Linked DNA regions of Homo sapiens: region 2 is linked to region 1. A link is a loop called in an ENCODE intact Hi-C map of the cell type or tissue named here. Cell type or tissue: mammary epithelial cell. All regions are shown on one strand. Each heading gives the region's core, and the rest is flanking DNA. Links, peaks and the distances in the headings are about the cores only. Region 1 overlaps TMEM255A (transmembrane protein 255A). Region 2 holds the start of ZBTB33 (zinc finger and BTB domain containing 33).

Region 1 (15,249 bases), core at 6,867-10,866:
CAGTGTCCCCCCATCCCCTCCCAGCAACCCCCTTCTCCCTTTTGGCAACACCGCCCCCAGGCGCAAAGGCACCTCTACTACAGTAGGGCATTCCTTCCTCCCAAATAACACATTTGTAATTCGCGGGCGGCCTCGGATGTTCTCCATTCAGAGAACTGTCTAAAGTGGGGAGGGATGGATTTCAGCGCCTTTAAGGAAATGTTTGGGAGATTGGCAGGGTCTTGAGGCCCTTGTGTGGGCAGCCACTTGTTTCTAGGGATACTCAAGGCTGGGATATCCGGGGACCCACCCTGTGTGGCAAAGCTGACTCAGGTAAGCAAATCCTAATCGGTTCAAAAGATCAACCCAGAGAACTAGCCAGGCATCAACAACACCGTGTACAGGACAGGATACTGGGTTCCCAACTTTTCTGTGCCCAATAAAGATTATACACCTTATCTACTCTCTTGGGAGAGGATAATCAAGAACGTGTGCAAGGTAAAACAAAGTAACAGAGACAGCATCCTACCTTCTAGCAACTCACATCTTGGTTCCCTCAGATACACAATCCTGGGACTGGCAGATATCATATGGGTTGTGGACCAGACCCACGGTTACAATTGTAATGGTACCAGTTACAATTAATATACTTATTGAGTAAGGTACCTGGGAATTTAGGGACATGAATAAGTGATTAATTTTGATCAAGAAAAACTTTTTGGAGGAGGGGAATTTTGAGCATGTTTCAAAGGAAGGGAGGCACCCAGGTTCAAAGACCGCAATGCAGATGGGGGCTCTGACCAGGGGGAATACCCGGATGAGAGAAAAGCTGGTTGTTTTTGGAAGGGTGGAGATAGCAAATAATTGGGTGCTTCTAGAGCTAAGCATCCTGGTCATCAGGAATCTGGGGTGGAGGTGGGGCACTGCAGAGAGGGAGGGCTGCAGTAGTTCTGCAGGGAGGCTGCTGAGGAGGGGCAGGCAAGGCCAATGAAAAGATTTCAGACTCTCTCACTGCTGTTGGTTGCAGAGGTGGTTGTTGTTTAAGCAGAAATATACTGGGTGCCAAGGAGACAGAGTAGTGAGAGATATTGTAGTTTTCACACTAGTTAGCCAGAAGGCTTTTAATTTGAGGGAACCCTCAGGTGTACCCTACATTAAAAAATCAATTCTATGAGACTAGCCCATATTTATTCACACAATTCCTCCCACATCCTTCTTGATTAAAAGGGAAACAATTCTGAGATGTTGCCTCTTGTTTATTCAACAAGTACCGATTGTTTATTAGGTATCAAACACTAGGTATAAATCGTAATAGGCATGATTTTCATATACCTGCTGCTTTATTTAAGTACCTCCTGGTGCCTGAGTTTTTTTACGTGTCACTTTACTAAACAAAATCAGAATAAGATGGTCCTGTGTTTACAGAAACATCTAAGGCAAGCCCCAAATTGTACCAGAATAAGAACACGGCTGTACTTCTCCCTTCTAAAATAAAACAACCACCAGGAAAATGTCCTAAGCAGACACAATAAACTGCCTTTTAGGAGCCTGGGCCACACCTTCAGAAAATGGGTATATCTTGCTCTAAGTAGATGTGAATTTTATTGAGTCGAATTGACACTAAAGATAAATTGAGGGGTGATTCTTCATTTTCAAAACGAGTCACCCTGGGAGGGGGTTTTCTTAAAACAGTCAATTCCCCAAGTGCAACTAGAAATAATTTCATGTTACACAATTATGGTCCTTATAAAATAAGTGGTGACAGGGAAGGACGCTCGTGAGGGGACAGAGATTAGATATTCGACCTGGTGATCAGAGAGTTTTCTTAGGAATTTTATCCAAAGCAAATCCTATCTGGAGTCAAGGCCCCTGTGGGGCTGTGGGATATTTGCCTGGGTTGCTCAAGTGACTGAATTTTCAATTCAGGTTCTAAAGCAGGAAAAAAGATTTTCAAATGACACTATGTGGTTTGCTGAGTCACTTTTCTGACCTGGCTCTTCCTGCGCTTTTAAAAGTTAGAGTGATATTTGCAAAGAAGACCCAAGAGCTGTGAATAAGATTAAAGGCCAGCTGGTGGGGAAGGAGCAGGCAAATGAAACAAACAAACAAACAAACCAAAATTAAAAAGACCATGCATGCACACACACTTCTCCAATTTAGTCTGTCAGGTTACATGTTTTCTGGGTAAGGTGTTGAGACACTTCCATATCACAAAGATATCCGTGGTGTATCCAAATGTTCTCTCACTCTCTTTTGCCAGTTTGGGGCAGGGGAGGGCTAGAGATTGTGTGAGTGACAAAAGAGAAGGGAAGACAAGAATGGGAGGCAATGTTGGTAAGTTTATGTTAGAGCCCCTCTGTAGAACCAACTCACAGATTCACTGAGAAGTATCTATCATCAAATAAACTTAGGCACCCTGGTTTAGAGACTAATTTAGGGTCCCTCAAAATCAAGAGGAAGGATAACTAAACTTCAGGTAACCAGAAGAAATAAATCCTGGCCTTCCCCCAACCCTCTACTATTCCTTTCCCAGTACCATGCAGTCCAGAGCTCCCGGCTTTGCTCCTGTGTTTACCATTAGTCAGCTCCCATTTGCATCCCTAATAGCCCTGTCATGAAAGGGCCCCGATGTTACAGGTGTCTCTAGTGGGCCTTTATGTTTTTGTCCCATGGAGGCTGGACTCAGGTCTCTTTAAAGATGAGTCTCATTTGCCAACTCTTCTTACCTCTTCCCCAGGGTGAGACATGGTGCTTTAGCATTGTAGATGCCTATAAACGTTCAAACCACTTCTACATTTCAACGAAAAATAGTCTTAGATTAGTCCCATATTAGAAATGACCCTGATGAGTCACATCCCTCATTTTCGAAGCTGACGTCAGGGGAGACCGCCTGCCCCTCCCACCTCCCTTGGAGACTTCAGCAGGGACAGTACTGGGGAAGACAGGATGGATGGTGGGGTTAAGCCCGGGTGATACTCCCAGTGCTTTTCTTCCATACAGGAGGGGATATCTGCAGTGGACTGCAAGGCCAGCCACAACCCCTCCCGTCTCACCACCACCTTGCCTCCTGGGTCTCGCTTCGTTTCCTTGACCTCGTCCCCCTTCCTCCATCCCCTCTCCCCTCCCTCTATCCCCTCTCCCCTCCCTCCCCATGGAGCAGTCTGCATGGCTTCTCTCAACAACTGCTTCCTGAGGCTGCAGTGAGGTCTCCCAGAATGACAGGGTCTTATGGACAGACTCAAGTGATCTCTTTAGGGCCATAAATGACAGTCAAGCCACGTGGGTGGGCGACTCCATCAGGGCTCCTCACTGCTTCATCCTCCTCATGCTCCAAACCTCCACTAGAGAGCTAGACTCTTCTCATTTGCTTATTTTTTTTTTTTTGAGAACTCCTAGGTAGTAACTCTCCCCTGGTTATTTCCTGTTGAAGGCCCTCTCCCTATGCCTGAGAAATCCCTGCAGAGTGTGAGACAGTGCTCGGTTCCTTTAAAAAAAAATAAATTAAAAAGTGAGCCTAGATACCATTTTTCTGTCTGACTTAATAATCCTGTTTTCAAAAAAATATTGGTTTGCACTATCATGTCTGATAAGCCCTGAGTGGGAGAATGGGTTTCTCATCATTTATGTTTATGTCACCCTCACATAAGCCTAAATGTGTATAAGTTATAATCCTCCCCACCTAACTCCCCCGATACATATCTTTGTGGACTAATGGCCTCCAAACACTCACTTTATTACACACATTTGTTATGTGACAAATCTTGCCAATACACCATTTTAAAGTTTATACATGAGGTGGCAAATGTCAGAAATAAATGAAAAAAAAATCCCAGTAACTTGGCTTGGCTGTGATATTTACACTGAAAATGAAATTTCATATCTCTAGCTTATGAAAAAAATCTTTTTAGTTGGATATTGGCTTTAAAATGTTTTCATTTAATACCCCCTCCCCCACACACACACTTCCCATTTATCATATGCCTTCTAATTTGGTCTAAAAAACCACTCTACTAAGTAGTTGTGACACATCTCTTACAGAGTGCCAGGAGCACAAAAATTCGTTTTGTTTTTACGTAACTGGTGAAATTTCTTCTGTTGTTTATTTTCAAATTGGAAATACATATTTTATTATAAAAGTGGCACCTGATGACTACAAAAAATAATGCTCTATCCCTTCCCCACAACCCCCCACCCGTCACCACCAAAGATAACTTCAGTTACCGGTAGGAATAGGAAAGGAAAACCTTCTTAGTGTTTTTTTCTTTAAGTCAATCCTTTCCCCAGCTGAAATGAGCAATTTTAATTTCTCTCTGTGCTTTCAGGAGCATTCAATCGGAGGAAACGAAACTCCATCTATGTCACCGTGACTTTGCTTATTGTGTCCGTGTTAATTCTCACAGTGGGCCTTGCTGCAACCACCAGGACCCAGAATGTGACTGTAGGAGGTTATTACCCCGGAGTTATTGTAAGTATAGAAGGCACAGGTAGGTCGCAGTAGCTTGCTGTCTACAGAAATTCTGGCTCTGCTCTGATAGTTTTCAATTCTGTTTGAGTGTCTAGTGTTTGCTCAGATTTCCTCCTTTGTATCTCTGTATATTTATGTGGAGAGGCAACTCTGGGCCCGCTAAGAAGAGCACTGGACTGAGAATCAGAAGAATCCAGCACCATCCCTATCTAACAGTGTGATCCTGAGCAAGTCATCTCACTCTTTAATACCTCAGGTTTCTGGTTTAGGAGATGTTACCAGCAGTGTTAACCTTAGGCTAAGGTCCTTTCTCTCCGGGCATCTGCATTCCCATATATAATAGAGGTCATCTGATCTCACCTGAAATCTGAGGATCCTGGCAGCTTGACACTCTGACCAACAGCACTGATCTCCAAAGTGATCCTGCACTCCTATCAGAAAAAGCTGTGGAAGATATGTTCCTAAAATATGTATATTTATTCACTTATAAATTATATATATACATGTTCATAAAACTTATATAAAAATGAACATTCAAAAATTAGATAAAAATAAGTATACAATAACTTTTAATATCTTCATGTGAACACAAACTAAAATGTCACCAGATAATATGCACTTAGTGTGAAGCTTGTCATTAAAGACAGTGGCTTTAAATCCTTATTTCAAATGGCCCACTAGATAATTGTGAATATTTTTGGCTGCCTTCTTATCCCATATGATTAGACTGTCATTGGAGTCATGTTTTTAAATGTCAATATCACAATTTGGCTGCCAAAAATCTACCCTGGGAGTTAGAAGTATTAAACTCTGCCATTTTCTTGTTGCTTACGTTTGCTTACATTATTAGGGTCATCTTCAACTTCTGGTTTCTCAAGAGGAATCTTTTCAAGCCTCTTATCCATTTTGTTGAGACTAGTTTCGTTAAAATTGGATAATACAATCCAGGCACACATAAAATGCCCCACCATCAACCGTTTGTTGCTTGGAACTTGCCCTCCTCCAGAAGGATAGTTCACCTGATCACCTGACATTCACACGGACAGAGGGTGCCAGTGACAGTCTGTTTATTAAATATTAGTAATGTTTGGTTTCTTATTATTTTAGATAAACAATAAATAGGAAACAGCCGTATTCCAGTGGATTGTTTTATCTACCCTAGGGTGCATGCAGTTCCCTTTGGAGACTGCTAAACTAGTTGCATTAGAAAAACCAAAACCTAATTTGAGTCTACGTACACTGCTGTTGAACCCAAAAACCTAACTCTAGAGGTGAGATCATATTTTAAACACCAATTAAATGGCTCCTCAATTGTTAGAGAGCAGAAGGACCTTTAGGACAATTCAGTTAAGAAATATTTTAGTACAGCAAAGAGGTCAGATGTATTTTTTGTTGTTGTTTTGTTTCATTTCTCTTTGAAATGAAATGAGAGAGAGAGAGAGAGGTGGGGATTGGAGAGAGAAGCAAAGCGAGAGGGGAGATTAAAGATGATGCCTTGGACAAGCCAGAGCTATAAGTGACCAAGCCTGGAGCCTGTTGCCTAGGTCACTGATTTCATTCCACAGTCAGCCTCCTCAATAGCTCTTGAGAAGCTGGGACCTAAAGTGGGCTGCAGGCTATGCCTTCCTGGAGCTGAAGGCTGCTGGGGGAAGTGCCTCCACAGCTCCAGGGCAGGCAGGGCTCCTCCCAGCTGAGGGCAGGTGACCCACAGACACTGTTTGGTGCCCTGTGTTAAACATGTGATGTGAGAACTCACCCAGTGCACTTCCTGTGGTGAGGCAAGAAAACCAGTCGTCAGCAGAATTGGGTTTTATTTTTAAACACAAGCAAAGCCGGTGGGGGGTCGGGGGGTGGGTGTGCAGGGAGGAACAGAGGGGGTAAGATAGCATTTCGGTGGCTTGGAAAAGCAATTTATAGGGTCTGCTTGACTTTGTGTATTTCAGGTAGCTGCATTAGTAAAATATTTCTGACTGATGAGCAAATGCTGAAGCCAAGATTTAGAGTCTCTGTGGGTGAGGGGAAGGTATTTTCCATGTTATTTAAGAGTATGAACTCCTATTCATAAACAGTGGCTGTGAACCTTCTCTGTGGAATATCTTACTGTGGGTGGCTAGGTTGGAATACGTTAACAAAGGAAGGAGGGTGCCTGATTGCTGTTATTCAAGTACCTGATGTTCAGCTAGCACTAGAAGTTGAAGCAGTGGGGGCGTGTGTTTGCGTGTGAGTGGTTCACTAAGAGCTAATATGGAAGTGTTAATAGGAAAGCCATCCCTAACGGACACTGTGCCCCCATGATTTAACCTTTAAAAATGTGCTCTCATAGTTCCTGGAGATTGCTTCTTTAAAATGCATTTTAATTACATAAAATAAAGGGGAAAAGACAGCAGATTGAATAGCAGAAAAATCCATTTGAGTTTATAGGTCAGATCACGTTGTAACAAATACAATTACGACTCATACCTCAGAAACAGTAAACGCCTGAGAATCCAGATTTGTCTGGGAATGGGGTACTTTCATTAACTGAATAGCTTGGTTATTAGGGAGTTACTATAGAAACTCCAAACCAGTGGTTTCCCCACTCTGATGTGAATAAGAATGACCTTGTGAACCTGCAAAAAATGCAGATCTCTACTCCCTAGCCCAAGAGATTCTGATTCAGTTGGTCTGCATGGGCCCTGGCAATCTGAATTTTCTTTTCATAAACTAACCTTTGATTGAAAAAGTAATAAATGTTGAATCCACCTGAGGGGAAAGAATCCGTGGGGGGTGGGGGGAGTCTAATTCAGGTGGACTAGCAACCACCTGGAGAATTAACACACAGTAAAATATGCTTAGCAATAAAACCAGAAGGATCATAATGTGTCATCTGGAGATTCTGCACTGTCAAAGTGGTCACTTTAAATATAAATTACTAATGTATAGAACTGTGAAAAAGTTTCAGCTTATTTAGAACTCTGCTGTTTTAGACTCTGATTAAATGTGTTAACAATCCATGAGAATTTAAATTTTCAAAACAGACAAATTAGGGAGAAGTTATTAGATTAAAAGAAGACTTACCATACAAATCATTTAAATATTGTGATCTCAGGTACTTAAAATATAACTCAATTTGCATAATTCTAAGTCACGTGAAGCTTTTTGGGAGCATCTTTATTTTGCCAAATGAGATATCTTTGTACAGTGAGGTGCATTATCATGGCATGTTAGCTACTCTACCTGAGCTAGCATGTGGTATCATCGTTCTAAGAGACATACGCACACATGCCTCTGTAAAGATGTGCTAGTCTGTACAGTCTGAACTGTAAAGTTTTAAAAAAACTAAAACCAGGCTGGGCACGGTGGCACATGCTTGTAATCACAGCACTTAGGGAGGCTGAGGTGGGAGGATAGCTTGAGGCCAGGAGTTCAAGTCCAGCCTGGGCAACGTGGTGAGACGCCATCTCTACAAAAAGTATATATATAAAAAATTAGCCAAGTATGGTGGTGCACGCCTCTGGTCCCAGCTACTCGACAGGATGAGGTAAGAGGATCTCTTGAGCTCAGGAGGTTAAGGCTGCAGTGAACCATGATCACTCACCCCACTGGGCTCCAGCCTGGGCCACAAAGCAAGACTGTCTCAAATAAATAAATAAATAAAATTTAAAAACTAAAAACGGCCAGGTGCGGTGGCTCACACTTGTAATCCCAGCATTTTGAGAGGCTGAAGCAGGCGGATCACTTGAGCCCAGGAGTTTGAGACCAGCCTAGACAACATGACAAAGCCCCATCTCTACAAAAAAAAAAAAAAAAAAAAATTAGCCTGGCCCTGTGGCATGAGCCTGTAGTCCCAGTTACGTGGGAGGCTAAGGTGGAAGGATCGCTTGAGCCTAGGAGATGGAAGTTGCAGTGAGCTGAGATCGCGCCACTTCACTCCAGCCTGGGTGACAGATCGAGGTCCTGTCTCAAAAAAACAAAACAAAACAAAACAGAAACAAAAACCGAACACCAACAAACAAAGACAAACTGGATTAAGAATTTTACTGTCCTCAAATATTCAAGGCATTTTATTTCAGGAGGGTTCAGATGAGCTTTCTACTCTGAAGGCCTAAAAACCCAAGAGCTTCATTTGTTGCCTGAAGCTGAAAGAGACAGGGGAGGGTGATTGCTGCTTCCCGGTACACCTCCTCTTACCTTAGATGCAGGAAAAAGAGGCCTCTAAATGTGTTTCCCAAGCAACCCACAAGATGGAGTTGGTCCCCTGGATAGTGAGACAAGCCTTTCATTCTTGCACCCTCTCCTCAGCTGCTATATTGATACTATTAGGGCGCATACTAGCCTGAGTCTTCTTTCAGGAAAGAGAGCAAGAATTTCTGCCCCCTTTCCCAGGGAGTGGGTAGGAGAGTCAGTTAATTGAAAATCATTTCAGAGTTACTGTGGGATATTAGGAGATGGGGACAACAGGGATCATTCAAAACAATCAAGATCCCAGAAACCTTCTTTAGGTCAGTGTGGCCTCAGATTCACATGTAAAGACTCCTTGGAAAAGTCCAAAGAAATTTTGATTAACATGAATGCTCAGAAAACATAAGGAGCTCTGGATAGTGGGATTTTGTAGTAAATAGTGAATTAGGCAGAAAGATTTTCAACAGGAGGTGAAAAAGTTTCTACCTCTTGTTTGAAAATGTTTCTAAAATCTAAGTTCATTCTAAAATATAAGTCCCTCACTTACTAAGTACATTTTTAAAATGGCACCTGGGCTGGGTACAGTGGCTCATGCCTGTAATCCCATCACTTTGGGAGGCCGAGGCAGGAAGATCATTTGAGGCCAGGCATTCGAGACCAGTCTGGGCAACAAAGTGAGACCCCCATCTCTATAAGAAATTTTAAAATTAGCCAGGTGTGGTGGTGCACACCTGTAGTCCCAGCTACTTAGGAGGCTGAGGCAAGGGGGTTCCTTGAGCCCAGGAGGTCGAGGCCGGCTGCAATGAGCTAGGATCTCACCACTGCTCTCCAGCCTGGGCAACATAGCAAAACTTTGTCTCTATAAAAAAATTAAGAATTAGCTAGGTACAGTGGCTCAGGCCTGTAGTCCCAGCTACTCAGGAAGCTTAGGCAGGAGGATTGCCTGAGCCCAGGAGTTCGAGGCTAGAGTGAGCCTTGTTTGCACCACTGAATTCCAGACTGGGTGACAGAGTGAGATCCTGTCTCTAAATAAATAAATACATTTGAATCTTGATTTGCTGGATAAGACTTTTATAATACCACAAGGTTCTCACCTTCATTGGCTCCCTGTTGCTTCCTTGGCATGTCATTCAGAGCTCTCCATAGATGCCCTCAGCCTAGTCTCTCATTACTTCTCTTTTGCAAAAATTGCCAATTCACAGTCCTCTGAACACGACTTGGGCTTTTCTGCCTTGGGGCCGTCATAACATTTTTTCCTCATGCCTAGAATATCCTCCCTGATCTCTCTCTCTCTCTCTCTCTCTCTCTCTAGGTGCTCTGTTCTATCCCAACTTAAAAACACAGCAGAAACATGTCTCAAATACTGAGGTCCACAGTGGTGTCTACATCTTTGAACTCCCTACTGTAGATTCCTCCTATTCATGGTTGCTGGAAAACACTTGTGTCCTGCTTTGTGGCATCTGTTGGGCTATATTCTCATTTAGCTTTGTTTATATAGGCCCTCAATCCCTTCTCTGAACCCTTGGGTCAGATGGGATTCAGAATTTAGACTTCTTATTTTAGAAAAATTATACAATACATATACCACATATTATCTAACAACCAAGTAGAGCCTTGAGAAGCATCCCATAATCAAGCACCTCATGTTTCTATAATAAAACATGGATTTTTAAACTAAGTGAGATAAAGATGATAATATAACCTCACATCAGTTCAAGATCAGGTTTTGCCACCAAGTTAGTTACATTCAAGAAAAAAAAACACTTTTTTATTTTAAGAACTTTGTGGATTTCAGGATTATGGAAAGGGATTGTGGACTGGTTTACCTAATTGTAGTATGAGCTCCTTTAGCCTGAGTGGTCTTGATCATACCCCATCCCACCTCCTGGCCTCCAAATTACAGATCGAACACACTGCCAGCCAGAGTAGATGTCCAATTAATATTTACCTAATGACTAATTTTTTTAGCCTTTGTCCTAGATGTCTGGGACAGTGAATGGGAACAGGCATAGGTGACAAGAGTCCAGCCTCAAAAAAGCCCTTGAATCTGACTTTGATATCTAATCATCTGTCTTTTTTTTTTTTCCACAAGTGGAGGACAGCCAAAACAAAGCAAACTAGTTATTTGTTCAGGTAATGGGGAATCAAGATGGAGGTCCAAAGGTCTGAACATTACATGATTCCATGAAGCTCTTGAGGGGAGACCACAGAGCTTACCTTTCTGAGGTCTCAGGGGAGCAAGCAATTGTTTAGAAGCAGCTGTCCATTTTAAGGAAACTGTTGGTTTTCCCTTCTTTATTTTCAACCCCTCAGCTCTTCCGCAAATAAGACTTCTCACTCCATCCTTGCAGAGAACTTCTTCTCTAGGGGGCAACAATGAAGTCCTTGTTGCTTGGAGGTCACAATTCTACTAGCACTGGTCACAAATGCAGCGAGGTGTGGCTAAAAGAACTCAAGCTGTTATTCAGGGGACCCGAGAGCTAGTCCCAGACCTACCATTAACTTGCTATAAGAGGGCATACATCTTTACAATTATCTATGCCTTCATTTTCCTGTCTATCAAATGGGAATGATATGAATTCCACCAAACTCCATAGTATTCCTGTGACCAAAGTAGGGGGCAAGTGCTTCTTTAACTTAAAATGCTTTTGAAATGGAAGATTGTTTTAGCAACACTGGTGAGTTCATTAACCTGTCATCCAGGTAAGTGAATTCTTCCAGCCATGACTCAATACGTATTAGTTCCCTGCCTGCTGAGCTCTAATCCATCTTTTGAGCGCATACAAAAATGTCTCCTCCTCTATGAAACCTTAGCACTACCATTTATTTAGCAGCCTACCTTATGCAAATCACACTACATACTTCATCTCATATAATCCTCAAAGCAACCCTGTATGGCAGGCTCTATTATGATTCCCATTTTATAGATGATGAAACCAAAGCACAGAGTGGTTAAGGAATTGGGCCAAGGGCACAGAGTTTATAAGTAGCAGAGCCAGGAATATATTATATTATATATAATATATATATTATAATATAATATAATATATATAATATTATATATTATAATATAATATAATATATATAATATTATATATATTATAATATAATATAATATATATAATATTATATATATTATATTATATATTATATATTATATATATATAATATATATAATATTATATATTATATATAATATATATATAATATATATAATATTATATATTATATATAATATATATATAATATTATATATATAATATTATATATAATATATATATAATATTATATATATCATATATAATATATATGATATATAATATATTATATATTATATATGATATATATTATATATCATATATATTATATATGATATATATTATATATCATATATATTATATATGATATATAATATATTTAATATATATAATATATAATATAATATAATATAATATATTTAATATATATTAAATTTATTTACCTAAATATATTTAATATATATATTAAATATAATATATATTATATTATAATATATATTATATTATAATATAATATATATATATTATATTCCTGGCTGCGTGAATTATTCCCTGCTCCTATAGCACTTTGTTTTTACCTGGTCTGTGGTCCTTAACCCAGTCTGTCTCTCCCTTACTAGACCGTGAGCTCTTGGAGGACAGTAGCCATGTCTTCTTATTCATCTGACATAAAGCTAGTAGTGAACGTCAGAAAACTGAATGCATTGGAGTGGAATAGAATAGAATAGAATAGAATAGAATAGAATAGAATAGAATAGAATAGAATAGAGGAGAAGGGGAGATAACTGGATGAAGTAACTGGCTGGCCTGGGATTTCCAGTTCTGGAGTGCCTTGTCTTTCCAGACAATTCCACAAGACTTCCACCCACCTCTTCTGGTCACTGCCATCAGAGAGTTATTTGCCATGAGAGAATATGAGGAATAGAGAGTGTCTTTGCTTCCTGTCTTAGGACAAAGACTGCTATCACGATTCAGGAGACATTCTGCGAATACCTTTGGAAGCTGATGAATTGTTAAGTAAAAGGACTTATTTTTCCCGTAAGAAGCTGCCTCCAAATTTCTCTCAACTCAACAAGTGGCCCAGAGTGCCAAAAGGAGAGACTATTCATGGATTTTCTCCTAAAAAATAGAAGCCGTGGAACATCAGAGGGGGAGACAAGATGGAACAAGGAAATTCTCTTAGCACAAAATAGAGCACATAATTATAAGATTTTCCAGCTCAAGTCAGGTTAGAGTGGCTCAAAAGTTAAATGGCTGTAAAAATAATAATAATCACTAGAAAAAAGTAATATTTACTGAGTACTTACTGTGTACCAGGTGCTGTGCAAAGTTCTTTGAATGTATTATCCTGGTTAATTCTCACAAAAGCCCTATAAGGTAGTCACTACTGTGGTTCCTATTTTTACAATATAAGAAAATTGAGGTTTAGAGAGCTTAACCAGTTTGTTCAAGGTTACACAGACATAGAAGAGCTGGGGTTGGAAGCCAGGCTAGTGTGATAACTAAGTTTTAATCAGTATATTTTATGGCAACATATTTTAATTATATCTGAAATAAGACCAGGTGGGAGACAGGCATTGCTTGACTGTTGAATGAGGATGTTCTCAGTAGAGTCTTGGATATTACCCTCATGCACTGCAGCATCTGTTTCCCAAGAGACATTGCTGTCTGAGTGGCCCTGCACAAGGAGTCCTGGAGATTTACATTCATTCCTTCCATTCATTCTCTCATTCTTGGGGTCTGAGACAGCCACCCAGTCCCCCTACACTGCCCTACCAAGCTCCTGCCCAGCCCTTGGGTCTCTTAGATTCCCAAACCTAGGTGCAAGGCTTGGGGGTCTCAAATTGAAATAGATGTCCCTGTGAGCCAAAGTAAGGCTGCAGATGGAAACCCAGACCATTAGTGAGGCTAAAGAGAAAAGTAACTTCATCACTGAACTTGTGTTAAGATTTATTGGTCCGTTCTCACCACTTTTTACTTCTTCCACTTTCATCCCCATCAACAGCTATCAGTTAGTGATCATTTTCATCTAAGACTGGCAGACTCAGTCTTCTAATGGCAGAGCTGAGAGGGCAGTGAGATCTGTTATACCAAGCCATAATCTCAGCCACTTAGACAGGAAAATTGTTTTTAGGGTTTTACACTGCCATTTCTGTTCACCCTTTAATGAATGCTTTCTGTCCATAAATGAAGCAGGGATGGAAGAAGGGGTGAATAAGTGCTAACATAAATTGCAGTGGGTCAACCACAAATACAGGCTTTCAAAAAAAAAGATTTTTAAAAAAATTTTTTAGTGTGGGTTAAGGTGCTTCCTGATTTCTAAAGTACTTCCTGAGTTGGATTGGTATGCCAGATGCATCAAAATTGCTTTTGCAAACCTTTATTTTGTGATCTATACATCAAAGTGGAAGGTCTTTTTCAAAAAAAAGATAAAAATAAAAATATAATGTGTGCTTTTCATCATTATATGTCTCTTACTGACTCACCAGTCACATGCTAGGTAATAGATATTGCAATTGAAATAGGCAGGCTCTGAAAGCTATGGTTGACCTTTACTTTTAGTTTTTGGGCACATAAGTTTCTTCTTAGGTATGATTCATAGCTACAAGGGAAAACTGGCAAATGGTGGGAAAAATACTTTTATTGTACATGCTGTATTTGTGTAAGTAACAGCTGCATGTGGCTTTAGCACCAATACCTTTTTTTTTTTTTTTTTGAGACGGAGTCTCGCTCTGTCGCCCAGGCTGGAGTGCAGTGGCAGGATCTCGGCTCACTGCAAGCTCCGCCTCCCGGGTTCACGCCATTCTCCTGCCTCAGCCTCCCAAGTAGCTGGGACTACAGGCGCCCGCCACTACGCCCGGCTAATTTTTTGTATTTTTAGTAGAGACGGGGTTTCACCGTTTTAGCCGGGATGGTCTCGATCTCCTGACCTCGTGATCCGCCCGCCTCGGCCTCCCAAAGTGCTGGGATTACAGGCGTGAGCCACCGCGCCCGGCCCAGTTTTTTCTTTTATCCTGAATCATATGAAGGGGCTGGAATGATTGTGTGGTCAGCCTGACTGTCATCCCACATACTATGTATGCCATATTGCTTTGCAGCTCGGCTTTGGATCGTTCCTTGGAATCATTGGATCAAACCTTATTGAGAACAAAAGGCAGATGGTAAGTTTTCATCCCTTATAGAGTCAAGTTCTTCCTCTAAAAAAGCACAACATTTATGTGGATAAGTAACACATTTCTTAAGTTTGTGTGATTTGGTCATAAAAGGAACTGCTACTTTGCCGTTTCTCCTAAACCTCTAGGGAATGTGTTTTACTGTGACCCTGTGATATGGGATTGGTTCTCATCTTGCTTGATGCTCCCTCACTGGCCTAGCTAGATTCCTTATGCCAAAGGGATAGAATATTCTGGATCTTGCCCTTTGCTTTCCTCCTTACTCCCAAAGGAGTGCTCCAACCTATCCAATCAGGCTATGGTCCTCACCTAGAATGCTTTTGCTTACATTTCTGTTACTACAGCCCTGGATTATTGGTGGCCGTCACATCTTTCTCTCTGATACATAATCTTTTGGGCAAGTTTTCACAGAGAGTTCCTGCCTTTTAGGAGA
Region 2 (15,249 bases), core at 4,271-8,270, 55 kb after region 1:
AAAAGAGGCACAAAAAAGCAGCGAGAGGGGCGAGGGAAAAGCCAAGTGGGTCTCTGTGATGGATTCCCCAAGCCCCGGGGCCTACCCAGGGCACCGGCAGCCCCTCGGCCCCTAACGGCGAAGGGGACCGCGCCGCGGCCCTCGCGGCTCGTCCCCTCCTTCGCTCCCCGGCCCACACAAAGAAAGAGCCGGAGGAGCTGAGCCTCCGACTCTGCCGCTTCCTGGTTCAAGTGAGGCGAATGCAAACGCAGGCGCGGCCCAGGGACGGAGAAGGCAAGCGCGCTCCTTCGCCCCCTCCCTGATTGGGGCCGGGTCCTCACCTGCTTCCCGGCGCCGCCGCTTCTCCTCCTCCGGACGCGCGGAAGGCTGGGAGTCCCCCAACAAGAAGAAGCCGCACTCCCCAGCGATTCTGCCCCTTCTTTAAACGTCGCTCCAGTCTGGGTCGACGTCGACGCGGCCGCCGCCTCCTGCCGCCAACGCTGCTACAGCTGCCCCACGCCGCCGACAGAGGGCACAGCGCGGGGGCGAAGCGCTGAAGCCAAAGGCGCCCTCCTCTTCCGAGCGCAGGCCGGGGTGGTCCGGAAGGGCCCGAGCTTGAGGCGGCTCCACTTCGGCGCCGTGCTCTGCCTTCGGTTCTTTCCGCAAGGGGGCGGAGGAAGACTGGGAAGCTCTTGTGTGTTCGGCTCTTTCCGGAGGGCTAACGGGTGGGAAAAAAGGAAAGGGAAAGATCGGGTAAGACAGTCGCAAGCAATTGGATGGAAGGGAAGCGAGTCGTTTTCATCGAAATTCAATGTGAACTTCTAGGGCATACAAACTTTTAGAGACTATACAGGTTTCATTTATTTTGCAAGTTTGAATCTGCTCTATTAGACTGTTTGCTAGATGATAAACCATCTTGAAATATAATCAAAATACATACAATCAAATAGAAATTCACAACTTCTTATGGTAATTCAAGTTCTGGGATAACAAGAGAGCAACTACATTACAGTAACTACTTTTAAGAAAGAAATTTAGTGTTTGGACAACTATCTTCTTAATTGAATACTAAATGGTGCAGTACTATGTTAATTCCCTCATTCCAACTAGCATTTACTGACCCCCTGCTTGATCTGTAGCAAAAACCCTATGTTAGGCTCTCGGGAATACAAAAATGAATAACCCAAAGGTCTCTACCTCTTTAGGGAGCTCAGTAGGTAGGTACACAAACATGGACAAAAATATTTGTACAAGGTGTAGAAGCAGAGAGAAGAGAATAGCAAATTGAATGCTGTCATTTGACCTGTATCTTGAAAGATTAATAATATTAACACTTGCATTTTTAATTTTTTATTGTTACTATTTTAATTTTTTATTATTACTATTTCCATAACATTTCATCTTCAGAGGGCTTTAGTGTCTGACACATAGTATGTGTTCAGTGATTGTTTAATGACCGAAAAAATACATTGTGAGTTACATAATTTTTTAAAATCCTCTGGTAATACCCTTCCAACTGAGTACCATAATAAATGAAGCAACAGGATGGGTGTTTGGAGAGCAAAATGTTTCCCTTTTAGGCTGGTTATTGATCGTATTCAACTAAGGAACCAAATAGTAACTTTTTTTCTGCCATAATTAAGGCCATTCACTACCTTCATTATCTTTTTAAAAAGATATATATAGGATAATACTGCATTCATTTCCAAAATCTTAAATTTGTACCTATTAATACCTTGCAGTGGAATTCCTGTGCTTCTTTCCTAAAAAATCTTGCTGAAAATGTCCATCAGGATATTAGACTGAAAACAGATGTAACTATATCTAATTTTCTCTGACAGGAAATCAGACATGGATGTCATCATCTCATCTACCTATCCCTAATCTATTCTTCATCCTCCTCAATAAAGTAAAGCCACATGGTATAATAAAACATCAAAGTGGTATAATATAGCTGTATTTCACATGGAAATATGCAATTCCTTAAGCTCTTCTCCAAGATTTTGTATTGTGGGAAAACAAACTATGTGGGAATTATTGCATTATTGATTTTTGATTAGGACTTAGCATTATGAAAAGTTTCATTGTTTACTATAAAGATATTTCATGGCAAATAGAAGTATGCTGTTGTAAAATAAACTAAGGCAGATTAGTATTTTTCCTGGCAACTGAGTACTTAATAACCATTTTTCTGAGTTATCCTCCCCAAAACTTAGTAGTAAAAAAAAAAATCTTAGTAATTAGAACAAAGTATATCTTGAAAGTTTAGGATCTATTTATCTTTCAGTGGCTTAATTGATGAAAACTAAAATGAGACATATCTTTGAAATACAGATCACAGTGGCAATAGATGCCACTCTAGATATCATGTTTGTTGGTCAGCTCTCAGTAAACTGGAAGGCACAATGCAATTTATTTTGTACCAGCATTTACATCACTGAGGCTGGCAACAGAATTGCCATGCCATTGTCACTTTCCTGAAAGTATTTTAAAAGTTTGGAGTACCAACTAACATATGATGAAACCTGTTCATTCAAAGCACAGTAAACCTTCTCTTCCCTTCTTGCTGTATCTCTCACCCCCTAACCAAGCAAAAACTAAACAAGTTTAAAAGCTACCTATAATGAAAGGGGGTCCAATGGTCAGGAAAGGAATTTTATTTGTAGGAAAGCAGAACAGACCAAGAAGCCTGAGTGGCCTTAATAATTGTCTTTGGGACAGGATCACTGGAAAGTTTAATTAATTTTCTGTTTCTCAACTAGTCATTTCACTTTTACTTTTGTTTTTAATCTGGAGGGCTTAACCCTACTTCAAACAACCCAGTAGTTTGAACTCTATTTCAAACAACAACAACTCACTTTGGGAGGCCGAGGTGGGAGGATCACCTGAGGTCAGAGAACAACCTATATCAAATGGATTTGGAGGTATCAATTGTTTCACATTCTAGAAAGGTTTTATTGGCTGAAAATGGGATGAGTTAGGTTTTATAGCCGTATTGTCAGCGTTTGCTTGCCTTTTGACCTTGATTGTGAATTCCATGAGGGCGGTAACTGTCCTCTCCTGTGTTAAAATGCCAACAATCTTGTGGGTGCTTAATATATATTAATTGATGACAAAAGATAAAGTGACACTCGTTCAGTCTTAGAGCACTTCCTATATGTTATGCTTATGGTTACAGATTTGGTAAGGTCACTCCATGGGATCTGCAGAAACCCTAGTAAGGTAGAGTGGAAGAAACAAAGTCTTAAGCAGAAGATGTGAGTGGGTTGGAATTCTGATACTGCCACTTCCTAGCTCTTTGATCTTATGCCTGATTCTTCATCTGTAAAATAGGGATAATAATACCTTCCCACAGAGTCACTTTGAGGATTAAATGAATCAACTATGCATAGTGTCAAACTGCTCACGGTTTCCAGAATATGCCATGCAATTTACTGCCTTCAAGTCTGAGCCTGGAGCCCTGAGCTTGGAATAGTCATTCCCTTCATAGCCACACCTCGCTTAACCTGTTGTCTGGTTAGTTCCTGGCAAGTGCCTGGTTTTCCATAAAAACCCAACTCAAGTACTAACTTATTTGTGAAGCATCCCTTGGCCCAACAAATTGTAGATAGAGATGGTTGCTTAATGCTGAACGAATGAGTGTCTGGAACCCAGTAAGTGCCAAATATATGTTGCTTTCTCACCACTATCCCCTTTTCTGCTTAATCCCAACAAATCTCTCTTTAAGTGACCTGTCTAATACTGCCTATTGCCCTTTTTTCTTAAAACTTTCCAAAGTCAATTGGATAGGGATATATAACTCTCCTACTGGAAAAGGAGTCGTCGATAATTGCTAACAATAATACAATCTACCAAAAAAAGCAACAGACAGCTTATTCCAAACTTGAACAAAATTGAGGGAATATACTACCTATGAGTCATTTGTGAAAATTACTTGGCAATATATGAAGTCAAATCAAATAAGAAATGAGTCCAAATAAAGAATTAAGAATGGAGATTTTGCAGTAAGCCAATCTATTTAAGTGGAAGACTAAGTCCAAACAACAGATTGATTATGACTATGTGACAATGAAACTTATAAAGCCCGACACTGTAAACTTCATTCATTTTTTCAATACATATTAAACATATATCATTTAGTATTTACTCTGTGCCAGGCAGTGTTGTAGGCAGTGTTGTAGGCACTGTGGATATAATTATCATCAAGTTGAGATATTGGTCTTCATGGAACTTACATTATAATGGAAGAGACATACAATCAACATTTGTATATATATAATATAAATATATAATACAAAAACAGAAAGTAGTAAGTGCTATGAAGAAAAATAGAGCAAAGGGATAGAGAATGATGAGGGTGTTATTGTAAATTGTGTGGTCAAGCACAGCCTCTCTGAAAAGATGATGTATGGCCAAAGAATGGAATGAACTAAGGGAAAGGGCCATATAAATATCTGGGGAAGAACATTTTAGGCAGTGGAATGTGTCATTGCCCTTCAACCAAAGACTACCAGAAACATACCCATAGTTGACAGATTGAGTTTATTACTCTTACTCCAGGGAGGGACAACACACACTATAGGTAACTATGATGTGTTTCAATAAGAAGTTGTTAGAATGAACCTATTATAGGATTTGGACAATTTGGGGGAAGGTCTAGGAATCAGGAGTTCCGTCTCAGATACATCAGAAAGCAGGGGCAATTGTATGATTGCACATTTCAATAAATCTTATTTATAGGGAGGGCAGACTAGAGGGAGGATAAAGCTGTACATTAACTGGCAAAGTAGCAGTGACCTATCTTGGCCAAGAAGGGGTGTTTGGTGTTTTCTGGGTGTCACAGTGAGCTTGTTTTTGTCTGTGCTTAGACAAGCTTATGAAGTGGTCTTGTTTTGTCTCACTTGATCAGGCTCCCAGTGATCTTGTCTTGGGTTGGTGTTCTGTGAGTTTATGTTCAACAAGAGAAGAACATGCCTAATTGTGAGTGCGAGGTCAGTTTGTGGATATCAGGGGCTGCTCCCACTTCCCTTTCTCAAACAGCAAGCGAAAAGCCTTAGAATATAAGGAACAAGGCCGGGCACGGTGGCTCATGCCTGTAATCCCAGCACTTTGGGAGGCCGAGGTGGGAGGATCACTTGAGGTCAGGAATTCGAGACCAGCCTGGCCAACGTGACCAAACCCCGTCTCTACTAAAAATACACAAATTAGCCGAGTGTGGTGGCGGGCACCTATAATCCCAGCTACTTGGGAGGCTGAGGCAGGAGAATCACTTGAACCCAGGAGGTGGAGGTTGCAGTGAGCTGAGATCGCGCCATTGCATTCCAGCCTGGGTGACAGAGTGAGACTCCATCTCAAAACAAAACAAAACAAGCAAACAAAAAAAGAATATAAGAAACAAATTTTAGAAGTAGTAGGAGAGGAAGAAGTACAACCGTGGCTATCACCTCATCTTTAATAGAAAGTAGTCACTTTCTACTGTATTATTGTATGGAACATACTTATACTAAAACATTATTCTTTATTTGAAATTCAAAGATAAGTGGCCTACTGTATATTTCTTTTTGCTATTAATAAATCTGACAACACTGAAATAAACACTTTCAGTTGTGTACGAAATACTTTGAATACTTTGTCCCTTTTCTTCCCATCTCAGATTTTTCTTTTAATTCAAATAGACTCCGAAAAAATATGTGAATCTGTTTGAGCCAGTCCTATTTATTATATATGTACATATATACACACATAACCAAATGTACATATTTTATACACACACACACGACACAGAGTGCGCCCAATATTATAGAACATGTAATACACACATTCACGGAAAGCACCCGTACACGAACAGAATTGTCTATGTTGTTGATATGGCCATTCTGTGAAATGTCTCCAGTGGACTCTCGTCCTGCCCTTCAGTTATTTCAAGTAGAAGCCTAAGGAAGACCTAGTCTCTGTGCGGATTTAGACCCTGGCGAGCCTCAATGCGGAACCAAAGGATGAGCGAAATCGGTTGCAGTAGCGGTTTATTTACACCAAGACACACACCTCTTCACCTTGGCCGGAGGCCACACAGACCTGGGGAAATGTTTTGCCAACGTACTCGCAATAGTTCCCATGGTTTCCTTTGCTCCCAGCGGTTGCGCGGGCTGGGTTTTTGGAGCAAAGGCAACGGATACTGCTGAGGCTCCTGAGAATGTCCCGTTTTCGAGGCTGCAGTAGCTCCGGTGTCCGGTTCTGCAGTGCCGAGAGGGAGGCCTCGGGCTCCGGGCGGGGGAATGTGTTGCAGTTTGTCCAAGAGCCCCAAGCCCAGCAAAGCCGCCCGTTCCCCGCTGGGGCGCAACTCTCACTGGAACTCTTGTTCTCTGACTGGGGAATGGAATGGGCTCAGCCAAGGCTCCCGAAACCAGCCCTGCCGCTCCCAGTTGTGGTCGCATTCTCAAGAGCGGCTGACTGCGCCGTGGACCATCACTTTCGCTTCTGCCTGCTCTTGCGCCTATTGCGGCAACTACTCACGCTCCTACGGGACGAGGAGAGGGAGGTGAATCCGTGGCAGAGGTGAGTGAGATCATGGCTGCACCTTCGCTCTAAGGAGCCCACTTGCCTTCAGCGAGTCCGCTTCATCTTTCAGCCCGCTTCTGACCATTTGCATTTCGCTCCTTCTACCTTCACCGCGCCCATTTTCATCCTTTTCTGCAATCTATCCACGACAGCTCCTTGTTCGCCCCTCTCCTCTCTCACATTCTCACTCATCCTTGGGCCCCTTTGTAGGGTGCCCCGGTCTCCCTCCACCCTCTTTCGCCTCTGATCTCGGAGCAGACACGGCTAAGGGTCACAGACCTACGTATAGCATTTATTTGTTTTGTGTTATCGTTCGTGAACATATTTTTATTCTCCACTAGACTGAGCTCGTGGAAAGGAGGACCCCTATTTTATTCATTACAGAATTTGCAGTGCCTGGCACTTAATAGGGGCTCAATCTACTGAAAGTGTTGTGTGTTGAGTGAATGATCGGTTTGAGATCCTAACAGGCTAACTAAGTGGAAATTCCTTGTAGGGAGTTGGAAAGGGTTGAGATTAAGGGTTTAAATTGGAAAGGAGAAATACCTTCCTCTGAGACAAGATAACTGGATGAATGTAGGCAAAGTGATGTGCTAAACTGCAGATGTGGCTACCTTCAGGAAGGTCTTAAGTGGTCTCAATCTTGACCTTGAAGAATGAGAGGAGAGTGAGATGAGTTTTCCTCTAATGAGAGTGAATATTGGAGTGGGAAGTAGATGGTTTGAGAAGGAAAATAATTATAATTATTGCTGTGTAAGTACTCATATCAAATGTTTATTGAATGTGTCAGGTACTATACTGAGTGCCTTACATGCACTACGGTTAAAAAATGAGAAATTTTAAAACATTACAGGTATTGAGGGGTAGGTTGAAATTCCAACAGGTGGGAGATGTCTTGATGAGTCTTTTTCTTCCACTAGTGGGATGTAATAAAGCATAGTGATGAGAAGGACAGCCTCTGGATTGAGACTTTCTGAGTTTGAAGCCTTGCTTTGCTACTTAATACCTATGTGACCTTGGTAACCTCTCCAAGCTTCATTATTTTTTCACCTGTAAAAGGGGGATACAAATAGTACTGACGTTTTTAGGGTTATTGTAATGATGTAGTGCCTTGAACGTAATAAGCATTTCACAGGTGTTGGTTATTAGAGTTTCATGCCTGGGAGCAGAGGAAGTAAAAACAGTCCTGAGTTAGGTTACAGATACACATTTTTTGCCCATGTGGGAGAGGTGAGTGAAACTACTGCACCTGTCCTCTGAGGAGCGCTCCTGCCTTTGGGATGGAAAGGTCCTCCCAGTTTGTGTCAATCAAAAAACTTCTTATTTTAGAATCCTAACCAAAACATATAAGAACAACTTGGGTAAAATTTGCATTTGTGCACATAGAAGATAAATAATTTATCTTAAGGCACAGATAAAACCAGGTAGCAGCAGGGAGTGTTATAATTGTCTGCTATTCACCATGTTGATGAGGGAAGGATTCCCACCCTTTGTGTTATGGAGTAGCTGAACACAGGACAGATGAGATCAACAGCAGTTTATTAATCACATATGTTCACAGCTGGAATGGGAGAGAACACAGCGTGCCACGAAGGGCCACACCGAGGTTGCTGTTGGTAAGACAGTGAATAATCAGGGGCTGTGGGAGGTAGACTTTGTGGTATCAAGAAATTGAGGTAATACCTGCTTTCCCTTGGAAGGATATGATTGGCTTGTTTGAATAATTCCACAAGCTGACAATGTACTAAAATCTGCTACCCAGAGATAAGCTGGAACTGCGTCTGGTCTCTTTGAGAAGGAGGGTCATTTGGCTAGGGGACCTTATTTGCAGGAGCAGAATGGAGAGGAGAATTCGCAGTAAGGCCATTGGGAGCCCTCCTGGTTTCCCCAATTGTCAAGGTAGTACACAATATTGGGCCTTAATTTTGTGCCTCACACCACAAAGACTGTGTGTCTTTATAGTCTGGCAGGCATCCTTGGTCCCTATACTCATATTCCAAGAACTGTTAGACGTATGTTTACTTTTTGATTACCTGCTCTTGAAATGGGAAACCCTCTGAGACTAACTCTGTATACTTATAATACCTTTTCCCTGAATAAAGAAGTAAAAAATATTTATTCAAACAATGAAATCAAACATTTATTTTATAAGGATTTTTATAGACGTAAGCAGCTAAACTTTGAGGAAATTGAACCTCTCTTAGTTTATTTTTTTCAGCTTATGAGTAACAGCAAAAATTAAAACAATAAATGACAAACATTATAATACAATAAAAAATTAGTGTCCTCCAAAGAACAGATAGGTAAGGTACTCTTTTTTAAAAAGGAACTAAAGGGAGTCTAACATACCTAAGAATTAAAACATGTTGCTAGTGCATTTTAGCATGCTAATTGTTTTCTTTAAATTGTATTCATGGGGTGCTAATTTCCTATTAATAGAGGAGTTCAGTGTTAAAACAGATAATACATTTATATTTTGATTTTTTTCTTCAACCCAGGAGCAGATTGCATTCCAGACAATAGTATTACACAGCGATTTTTAAAAAATGCAGATGCCAGTGTAGTTCGGTTTAGTTAATTTTCCTGTATCCAATACTATGTGAAATATTAGTACTTTTTTTTTTTTGCTTATTTCTTTTCTCTTTGGTGTTGCTCATAAGTTTCTTCTTCCCTCTCCTCTATTTCTGTGTTTAGGTTGAGTTGAGGCAATGTGTTTCACAGGTAAACCTGTAATTTGTGACAAGGTGATAAAACATTATTATCTGAAGTGTATTCTTATAGATACCCTTGGTAAATGCTTAAAGGACCTGAACTCATAGAATTAGAGTCAGAAGGAACCCTAAAAATAATTTTCTAGGCAATACCTAAATTATTGCAGATGTGATCTTCAAAGGGAAAGATTATATAATATAGAAAGTCCCTTTCTAAAGTATTGTAGAACTTTATTTATTGATTTATTTGCTTTCTTTCTCTTTCTTTCTGATGCGGGGTCTCACTCTGTCACCCAGGCTAGAGTGCAGTGGCACGATCATGGCTCACTGCAGCCTTGACCTTCCCAGCTCAAGTGATCCTCCTGCCCCAGCCTCTCGAGTAGCTGGGAATACAGGTGCACACCACTACACCCAGCTAATTTTTAAATTTTTTGTGCAGAAGGGTCTCACTATGTTGCCCAGGCTGGTCTTGAATTCCTGGGCTCAAGCTGTTCTTGTGCTTTGGCCTCCCAAAGTGCTGAGATTATAAGTATGAGCCACCACGCCAAGCCTACTGTAGAACTTTAATAATACTTATTTTAAGAATTCTCTGCAACAAAACAAATACACACACACACACACACACACACACACACACACACACACAATTTTTTACCGTGACATAGCCTCAGGTCCTGAGAACATGTGTCCCCCAAATCTCTTTAGATTGTAGCTTCTTAGGATCTTCTTGCTCTGAGGAGACAGAACAGTTGCTGCTCTACCATTTGTTTTTTACATGCTTAGAATAAAATTATGATATCTTCTTCAGACTTTTTATATACAGTTTCTTTCATCTTTCCTTCTGATTCTGTTTTCTCTATTTTTAGCCTGTGATTTCTTCTGAAAATATAAATCCTCCATGCTGCTTTCAGTTTGAGTAGTGCTTTGTAATCTGTAAAGCATTGTGCAAATGTAAGTTATTTTATTATTATGAAGGTGGCAGACCCTTGAACTGTATTTATTTATTTTTTATTTTATTTTATTTTTAGGCAGTCTTGCTCTGTCACCCAGGCTGGAGTGCAATGGCATGATCATGGCTCACTGCAGCCTTGACATCCCAGGCTCAAGTGATCCTCCCATCTCAGCCTCCTGAGTAACTGGGACTACAAGAAAGCACCACCATACCTGGCTAATGTTTTAAATTTTTTGTATAGATGGGGTCTTGCTATTTTGCCTAGGCTGGTCTTGAACTCTGGGGCTCAAGTGATCCTCCCACCTTGGCTTCCCAAAGTGCCGGGATTACAGACATGAACTGTATTCTTATGAAAGAAGTCCAATGCTTGTTTTTAATGGTTCTTGGACAATTGTCATTGTTGCTGAAAAGTTTTAAGTCTGTGTTTTTATACTCTATGGTCCATATTTCATCACTTTTCTAATTCTTATAACCATTTTCTTTAAATTCAGCTCTGCTGAACATATTGAAGTAAAGAATGAAGAGCCAAAGAAATGCACTACTTCAGTTTCTACATCAGAAAGTATTTTTAAGATACAGACCTTTCTTGAGAAGTTAGAAAAAGTTTATAAATAGTTAAACATTAGACTTTACTTTTATTCAAATTGCCTATCATCTATTCCTTTTCAGTATTTCAAATGCAATAAAATTGATAATCAGAAATACTTTTTTAGAAGTTACTTTTTTATTTATATTTTTACAGAAAAATAGTAGTCTAGTCATTCAAGTGAAAGGTCCAAGAAAGGAAGAAAGAAAAATTTATCAAAAAGAAAACACAAGAAGTATTCTGAAGATAGCGACAGTGACTCTGATTCTGAAACAGACTCCAGTGGTAAGAAAGCCAACAGCATTCTGCAAGCCTTGCTTCAAAACTAGTTTTATTTCTTAAAACTTATTTTAGAAGAAGGTTCCTGAAAACACTAATAATACTGAAGAGTTTTTGAACGCTTGCTAACCTTGTGCCAGGCATTCCCCATAAGTGCTTTATATTCATTATTACCATCTAATCCATAAATAACTGTTGGGTACATCTTATAGATGAGGAAATGGAGACAGAGCAGATTATAAGTACTGTCCCCAAGGTCATACAGTTGGGATTCAAACCTAAGCAATCTGACTCCAGATTGGTTGTGCATAGTTGTACAAAGCACATGGCACCAGACCAAGTCAGGGGATTGGGCTGTACCAAAGTAAGCCTTACAGGGCTGCATCAGCCCAGTGGAAGGGCTCATTTGTGTAATTCTCGTGCCCAGTGGGCACTGCTGTACAGTTTTCAAAAAGGCACTCCCTTTAGACTGGCTGCCAATTTATGGAAGGCACCCCATCTGGGGTAGTGCATCACAAAAAGCCACCTTTTTTACGCCCTCTCCTGTCTAATGATTGACCAGAGGGTGCTTTCTCTTGGTTGGCATATTCCACAAAGGCTCTGCTTCCTCTGATATTGCCCCAGTTTCCTGGTCCCCAATGTCACTTTACTTCCTTGCCACTGGAAAACCAAACTTTCTTAAAGCACACATCTAAGCATGTCAGTGCCATACTCAAAATCCTTCAGTAGTTCTCCATAGCCCTCAGGGTAAAGTTCAGACCCTGACTGATCCTTCTCTAATCACATATACCCTGTCACTTTTTGTTGCACCATACTCTGTGGCCTGAAAACTTTTTTTCTTTCTTCCTTTCTTTCTTTCCTTCTTTCTTTCTTCTCTTCTCTTCTCTTTCTTTTCTTTTCTTTCGTGCCTGCCTGCCTGCCTGCCTTCTTCTTTCTTTCTTTTTCCTTTTCTTTCTTTTTTTTTTCAGGGCCTCCCTCTGTCACCCAGGCTGAAGGGCAGTGGCTCGATCTCTGCTCACTGCAACCTCCACCTCCAGGGTTCCAGTGATTCTCCTGCCTCAGCCTTCCGAGTAGCTGTGACCACAGGCATGCGCAACCATGCCCAGCTATTAAAAAAAAAAAAAATTGTAGAGATGAGGTCATGCTGTGTTGCCTAGGCTAGAACTGCTTTCTGTCTCCTCAGTATTCCATGTTCTTTCTCTTGACTCTATTGCTTGGTAGAGAGGCCCTCTGCCTACAATACCAGTCTCTTCTTCCAACAAGCTTGGCTTACTCATTGCAACAATGGATTTTGTAATCAAATAACTACTCTCAGAGCCACCTTTCTTGGTCAACCATTCCTCAACCCCCCTCCTCAAATCAGTTCTGATTTTGAGACTCCTCTGTGTGTCCAGAGCACCTCAAGCTTCCTTATGTCACTCTGGATTGTATCAATCTCTTTACCTATTTGTCTCCTCCATTAGACTGAGCTCCTAGAAAGCATTCTCCTTCCCCACTCCAACACACACATAGTTTTCTTTCCCTTTTTATCATGGAAATCTTCAAATGTTCAGAAAAGTAAAGGGAATAGTATAATTAATACTATATACCTTAGTACTCAGGTTTAACATTTGTTAGCATTTTGACATGTTTGCTTCAAATATGGATTTTTCACTAAGGTATTCAAAGTAAATTACAAATGTCATCACATTTCACTACAAAATATTTCTGTGTATCTCTTTAAAATGATATTTTCCTACTTAACCATAATACCATTAACTTATGAAAAAATTAACATTAATTTCTTATATCATATAATACCTAATGTGACTTTAATAATATATATATCCCCAGTGCCTAGCACAGTTCTTGACAAATAGTAATAAATGTTTGAATGAATAAATTTCTCTGTAACAACAAATGAGAAACAGCAAAAGCATATTTATTTACTCAAAAGTATTGAGGTTTTAGAGGTAACTTTTTAAAAATTATAATGTGTTTTAATTTGCAGATGAAGACACAAAAATGAGAGCAAAGACAGCTAAGAAAAAGGAAAAGAAATGCAGATGGCCAGATTTTTTCCTTTAATTTTTATTATGGAAAAGGTCAAATGTGTATAAACATACATAGAATGGTATAATGATCCCTCAGGCACGTAGCACCCAGCTTGAACAATTAACAACTTGTGGGAAATTGCCATTGCCCCCTAATTAATTTGAAACCAATCCCAGGTATAATGTCATTTATAAACAATTCAGCATGTTTCTCTAAAAGACTGTTTTCTTTATTAGTCTGTTTTCACACACCATAAAGACATACTTGAGACTGAGTAATTTATAAAGAAAAGAGGTATTGATTCATAGTTCTGTATGGCTTGGGAGGCCTCAGGAAATTTACAATCATGGCGGAAGCCAAAGGGGAAGCAAGGCACATCTGACATGGGAGCAGAAGAGAGAGTGAGAAGGGGGAAGCACCAGACACTTTACAGATAACCAGTTCTCATGAAAACTCACTCAGTATCATGACAACAGCATGGGGGAAACCCATCCATCCAATTACCTCCCACCAGACCCCTCCCTCCACATGTGGGGATTATAATACAAGATGAGATTTGGGTGGGGACAGAGCCAAACCATATCAGATACACGTTCTTTTTCTAAAAACATAACTACAATACCATTATCATGCCTAAAAAAATTAACAATAACTCCTCAACTCTCATCACACTCCATTTTTAAATTTTTGTTGTTTTCTAGCCTAGCAGTTTCACATGAGGAAGACAGCATAAAGAAAGCCAAGGTCTGACTGCTTCTTTTTGATGATCAATTAATCTAGAATATTAATCAGGGAACTACCTCCTCCCTCTTGCTTCTAGCAGCACTAAACAAAAGGTTCCCTTTTTGTGTTTTTATCATCAGGAACCAGGGTCCTTTCAAGGAGGTTGAATGAGACAAAATACATTTGAATGCATGATTGTCAGCTTCTGAGCTGGGGAATATGCAACAATATGCCTTCTGGGCTGGGGATGGGTGAGCAAAGGGAGAACTGCCTCATTCTGGCTTTGGTAGAGTCTCCTCTTGTGTTTCATTTGATGCAGAGGAACTTTGGGCCAGAATGATTCCTATTTCCCTATGTCCTCCACAGAAAGGGAGGATAGTGAACAGAATTTGCAATATACTAGATAGATGTTTGGCTGCCACCTTCCCATAAAGCCCTATGAGTAGCTTCTTCGGAAGATTCCTTTAGACTACAGGGTTGTGTCTAAGCTCTTCAGCATAAATGGAGATGGGCCCTGTCTTGAAACACACTGTTCTTTTACTAGGGACTTTCCCCACCCCCATTTTGCATATGTATGTATGTGAGCCGTACAGGGCGTATTGGTGATTGAGGAATGTCAGCTCATAAAATGAGGCTTCCTTGTAATTCTGTTTAAATGACTTTTCCTTTGAAATTCTTATCCATACCTTATTTGGCACACAAAACAGATATACAGTTGACCCTTGAACAACACAGGTTAGAGCTGCATATGTCCACTTATATGTGGATTTTTTTTCAATAAATAGAATTGGCCCCCCATATCCACAGGTTTCACACCTGCAACCAAATGCAGATCAAAAATACAGTATTCGTGGGATGCAAAACCTGCAGATAGGTAAGGCCAACTTTTTGTATACTTGGATTCTGCAGGTTCAAGTGTGGGGCTTGAGTATGCATGGATTTTGGTATCTGCAGGGGTCCTGGGAACCAATGTTTACAAGGAATTCACAACTTTTTTTAAATAAAAAATGTGCCTTATAAAAAATGGTGCACTGACTTTTTTGTTTATTTAGTTCATTTAACAGACATTTGGTGAACTGCACTTGAGGATGTGCCATGCAGAATTTGAATCTGGCAGAAAAACATTTTGGAAAAATTTGTAAAAAACAGACCTAAGAAAATGGAGACTACAAATGAATGCTGATGACAGGGGCCTATACCAGGCCAAACAAAGTCAGGGCAAAGCAAGGCATAGACAGAGGAGGCAAGGACAGCATGGGAAGCCTGGATATTCTAGGCTGCAGTGGCACTACAAGAACCCAACTCCAACTGGGCTCCAGAACAAGGATGGCATTATAGAGCCCATCCAAGATTATGATGACAGATCGATGGCAATGGGTGACATATATCTAAAATCTAAAGCCTTCTGATATCTTCTCTACTTGATC

The links. Peaks named below come from ENCODE experiments on the same cell type or tissue, not always from the same donor. Only the 100,000 strongest peaks of a DNase experiment are listed, where the experiment ranks them.
Region 2: a loop joins it to region 1, with 5 times the contacts of the local background. A loop is called at or near these places in 37 of 110 quality-filtered maps.

Annotation. Positions count from the first base shown.
Region 1 is chrX:120,293,544-120,308,792 of GRCh38, reverse strand. TMEM255A (transmembrane protein 255A) reads left to right here. Exons shown (of 9, transcript NM_001104544.3): 2 at 4,302-4,444; 3 at 14,742-14,804. Among named protein-coding and RNA genes, the nearest start is that of TMEM255A, 10 kb to the left of the region's middle. In mammary epithelial cell, for the core only: a CTCF peak has its summit at 8,671; no DNase peak of the experiment used is centred there.
Region 2 is chrX:120,236,049-120,251,297 of GRCh38, reverse strand. ZBTB33 (zinc finger and BTB domain containing 33) reads right to left here and starts at 486. Exons shown (of 3, transcript NM_001184742.2): 1 at 321-486. It also overlaps the pseudogene NKAPP1. RefSeq lists an enhancer at 1-779. In mammary epithelial cell, for the core only: no CTCF peak of the experiment used is centred there; DNase peaks (open chromatin) are centred at 6,067 and 6,337; H3K4me3 peaks cover 1,443 bases; H3K27ac peaks cover 1,817 bases.